Linked DNA regions of Homo sapiens: region 1 is linked to region 2. A link is a loop called in an ENCODE intact Hi-C map of the cell type or tissue named here. Cell type or tissue: Caco-2. All regions are shown on one strand.

The links. A loop is a pair of places that touch in the nucleus more often than their neighbours do. Peaks named below come from ENCODE experiments on the same cell type or tissue, not always from the same donor. Only the 100,000 strongest peaks of a DNase experiment are listed, where the experiment ranks them.
Region 1: it touches region 2 in a loop (2.7-fold over the local background); 2 of 110 quality-filtered maps call a loop at or near these places.

What each region holds. Positions count from the first base shown.
Region 1 is chr12:16,029,786-16,032,285 of GRCh38, reverse strand. The region is part of intron 6 of DERA (deoxyribose-phosphate aldolase); the gene reads right to left. Among named protein-coding and RNA genes, the nearest start is that of DERA, 120 kb to the right of the region's middle. RefSeq lists a silencer at 1,117-1,411. In Caco-2, no CTCF peak of the experiment used is centred here; a DNase peak (open chromatin) is centred at 1,385.
Region 2 is chr12:15,978,156-15,980,655 of GRCh38, reverse strand. The region is part of intron 5 of DERA (deoxyribose-phosphate aldolase); the gene reads right to left. Among named protein-coding and RNA genes, the nearest start is that of DERA, 68 kb to the right of the region's middle. In Caco-2, CTCF peaks have their summits at 1,159 and 1,368; DNase peaks (open chromatin) are centred at 1,345 and 1,824.

The DNA.
Region 1 (2,500 bases), 52 kb before region 2:
ATGCCAATTAAAATCAAGTTGGTTCATTTAATACATAACTGAGATGAATAAAAACAATTTTATGCCCTATGCTTAATATTATACATCGTAACATTTTACTACAAAACAGGAGTGCCTACTCATTTTCTCCTAATTTGCTCATGCTTAATGAAAAGTACACAGTATACAGTTGTGACAGCTCAAGAAGAATCACCATTAGCTGATTTCTATTGCATTGTTCATTAATGAAAGAACTGTCTTCCAACCAGATTAGCATTTCCATGAAAGAGACCACGCTATTTCATACCTTGCAAATATCTTAAACAACTTCCTTCCTTCAAATGTATCTTAAACCTATTAATGTAGTTTAACAAAATAACACAAGGAGACAAAGAAATGATCACAGTAGTTAAGATTCATTGAGTGCCATGCATTATGAATCTAGATGCTTTACAAGTATTAATTCAGTCAATACCTGCATGAGCTACAAATAGAGATCATAGTAATACGATCTCTACTTTTAAAGAGGAAATTGAGGCACAGAAAAGTTAAGTAAGTTACCTGAGATCACACAGTAAATGGAAAGGTAGGATTTTAACCAAAGTAATCTAGCCTAAACAATACATCACAGCGTCTCCAATAAACTTACCTAGGTTCACACAGTCAGATACCCAAACAAAGAATACCTCTTTCACGTGTTACAAGGCCCTGAAATAGTCAGTGTGGAAGATGTACCAGCAGCACGGGCACTACCAGAGGTTGTTAAAAATGCATAATCTCAGGCACTACACCAGACCAACTAAATCAGAATCTAACATAACCAAAGTTCCTAGGTGATTTGTGTGCAAATTCATGGCCCTAACCTATGGAATCTGTGGCACCATACCTAAAACAAGTCTCTGAGATCCTCCCAAAGTCCATTAACGAAGTCAAAGATAAAAGTTGAAGTGGCCTAAAGGCCCAAAGCAACACACCTTTATTAAGCACACTGTGTATAAGGCATATGGAAAAATATAAATACAAAAAATTCAAGACCTTGCCCTCAAAACCATACAATGTAGACACGGGTGGAGATGAAACGTAAACCCCGCATAATCACCAAATGAGCTAGAAGTCAGGAGATCTGGTTTCTAGCTCTGGCTCTGATAGTTACCTTTGAAATTCCATCCCCTTACATTCCTCATTTGTACGACAGGTCTAAGAAATTCCCACTTGCTTCATAGTATTACACAAAGCATCAAAAGGGACAATCGCATAGCAAGCACTTTGAAAACTGTCAATTATTATACAAAGAGAAATGAAGCAAGGACTTAAGTAGGACTGCAATCTGTACAAATTCCATGGACACTGATGCATCAGAGCAGGTCACTGGAAGCCTTCATTTCTTTGGGTCTGTAAGGCTGCCTGGGAGAAAGTGGAGACATGACTACCATGCATGCATTTGTTCAACAAATATTTACTGAGTACTACCATGTGCCAGACTCTGCTCTAAAGCTGCTGGGAATAGAGCAACCAATGAACAAAAAGTTCCTGCCTTTGTGAGCAGGTGTTCTAGAAGAGAAAGACAATAAAGAAACAAATGTCAAGTGGAGATAAGTTCTATGGAGAAATATAATACAATGTAATGAGATAGAGAGTGATGGAGTTGGTGAGGGGCAGCTATATTTAAAGAGTTATCATAAGAGCATCTCTAATTAATCAAATCCAAATAGAGATTGAATGAAGGAAATGTGCAGATATAGCATTACAAGCAGGAAAACAAAGTGTAAAGGCCTTGAGCTAGGCATATACTAAGTTCATTAATAAATGCATAGATGAACAGACTATAGAACAGGTGCCTGATGCCTACAACATCAAAAATGAGACAATCAAAAAGAAGAGATTAAAGCCTCCACATAGATGTAAGAAGGTGAGGGAAACATCCCCCAAAGAATCCATAATGATATCAAGATGTGTTTTTCTAATATGTGGCATCTTTTGATTCACTAGAAGGCTTTTGGGTATAATAATGGATATCACCTAAATTATCTTAAGCATCTTGGAAGAGAAGATTAAGACAGAAGACCAAGGCTACTGGCTGGACGTGGTGGCTCACAACTGTAATCCCAGCACTTTGGGAGGCCGAGGCTGGCAGATCACAAGGTCAGAAGTTCAAGACCAGCCTGGCCAACATAGCGAAACTCCATCTCTACTAAAAATACAAAAAAAAAAAAAAAATTAGCCGGGCATGGTGGTGGGTGCCTGTAGTCCCAGCTACTCGGGAGGCTGAGGCAAGAGAACTGCTTGAACCTGGGAGGTGGAGGTTGCAGTGAGCCGAGATTGTGCCACTGCACTCCAGCCTGGGCAACAGAGTGAGACTCCATCTCAAAAAAAAAAAAAAAAAAAAAAAAAAAGACCAAGGCTACATTTGGAGGTCTGAAAACAAGGCATGATCTCTTAAAAACCACACCATCTAAAGTTAATCAAAAGAACCAAACTCCTTCAGAAGGGCGGGGTGGACACTCTCTTTCTAATATATTTG
Region 2 (2,500 bases):
CTACCTTACCCTGCCCATCTACCTAACCTGGGAGAAAATCATCCTACTTATGCCTCCAATATGACAACCTGTGTAAGAATGTTAAAAATAGTAATAGACTATGGAGCGAAAAAAAAAATTATATTCTTTTAATTCAGAGAATGAATTGGATGGAATGACATTTCTTAAGTTATTGAATCTAAAAAAAGAAACTTGTTTTCTAAGAACAAGTGACAAGGAAAATCTTCTGATCTAAAAATCCAAGAACGCTAATCCAAGTTAACTTGTGATTTAATTAATGATTTTCTTCCACAAAATAGTGTTGTCATTAAAAGCAGGCTTTAGAGTAGGACAAATGCAGATTTAAAACCCAACTCCATCATTTCCTGTGGGACCTTAGGCAAGTTATTTCTGTCAGCATCAGCTCCATCCTTAAAGTGTCAATAATATTTACTTTACAGGGTTACCAGGAATGAGAGAGAGATATACAAAGTACTTTGCATACTGCCTGACATGTTATAAGCACTCAAAAAGTTTAATTATTAAGTTCAGAATTCTAGTAAAATGAATTTCCACTAAGTGTTGTGTTATAAAAGTCAAATCTTATTTCATGGCCTGACCCAGTTCCAGTAACCAAAGTTCTGTTGGATTACTGCTTACAATCAGTGAGCCATCAGACAAGGCTGGAAAGTATTTTATTACAGCAGTTGTTAAAGTGAACTTTGGCCTGTAAAACAAATTCTTAAAACACTGATCACGACCATATTTGTGAACAAAAAAACACCATCCTTTTTCTAGAGTACTACCTTCTGATGCCAAGTGAATTTCTTGAAGTATAGTTAAAATTAACCACGAAAACCAGAGGTATTTTATGATTCAGTCATTTGGAAGTTATACTCTTTAATCCATGATCCAAACAGAATGAACTGCAAGTGGTCACTTAGAGCATAACTGGATTTACAAATATGCAACCAATGTCTTCTCATTCTTTAACTGCCAATTTCTAAAATCATTTTACTGGCCTATTTTACCACATAACAGGATCAAGTTTTTCTGAGAAAATATCTTAATCTTTAAGGTTCAACAGGTGGAAAGTTGTCATTTCTTTCTGTTACCATTCTGCCCAAAATATATCAGAACAATTAAATCAAAAGTTATACCAAATCTGGTCTTTTTAAAATGTGACCTGGGCTCTATCAAGTGATTGCTTCTACTCAGGCCTTTGAATCTTAAAGAGTGAGGCAAAGATGAAAGAATAGTTAGATATTTTCTTTATTATTGTGGCATCAGCAATAGCAGGAGATCCAAAAGTCCAGTGTCCCAGGGGCCAGCCACCAGCCAACAGTGTGGTACCTGTGCTGGCCAGTAGGAGCAGCACCAGCAGTGGCCCTGGGCCCAAGCTCTTCCTGTGGCACAATCTGACTGTGTTCTCTGCTCCTTATTCCCTCATGGTCCTGCTTTTTTTCCAAGCAAGGCTTCCTACTTATTCAGTGAGCTTCTTTATGTCTTCCTAATATAATAAATTCCCTTTCAGCTTCACTTAATCAGAATTGGTTTTCTTCAACTCATGAATATTTACTGAAGAAGTATAGTATTGTAGACAAAAATGTGGATTCTCCTGAGTATATGGATTCACACCCCAACTTTACTACTAGTTTATTGTTTGATTTGGGTAAGTTACTTAACTCTAAACCTGTCCCATGTTCCTCATTTACAAAATGGGAATGATAGAAGTATGCACACCTCACGGAGTTATTTTCAAACAGGTTAACACACACGAATAGATAAGGACAATATCCAGCACATTGTTCATGCTCAAGGAATGTCAGTTCCTGTTTTCAAAGTTGTTGGTGGCAGCAGTGATGGTGTTCCTGTTATTATTCAGTGCTTATCAGGCTCAGATTACAGAGGGACTTACAAAAGCAGAGGACACCATGATCTATGTTCCTTGAAGAACATAAAATAAAACCTCTTTGGGCCCCTAAAAAAACAGTCTGGGGGAAACGGCTTACTATATATCACAAACAAGTTTGTTTTTAAGCTAAGAACCCATGCTACTTTGAATAGCACAGACTCTTGAGATAAGACATTTTTGCTACTTGCTAGTTGTGTAAACATTTAGGAATTATTCGATTTCTCTAAGCCTAATTACTTAGGGAGGCTCAGTTTGCTCACATATTTTTGTGATGATTAAATAATATATGTTGCTAGAATAGAACCAGGCATTTAGTAGGCAGTTAATCATTCAATACTAGCTTCCCATATTTTCCCTTATACACTTCCAGAAACCCAAAAATAACTTTAACGAACAAAAAATAGCAAGCACTGTCCTAATACTTATGAAAGCACAACTAGAATTTGCCAGTCTTACATATAAGAAAAAATAGACCACTTCACTCCAACACAAGCCATAGAAACCACAAAGAAGCATTATTAGTGTTTAGGTCGTTTTGAGGACTTTGACAGTACCATGATAGACACCTCAGAAACTAGATGAATGACATATGCTAATCAAAGTGGC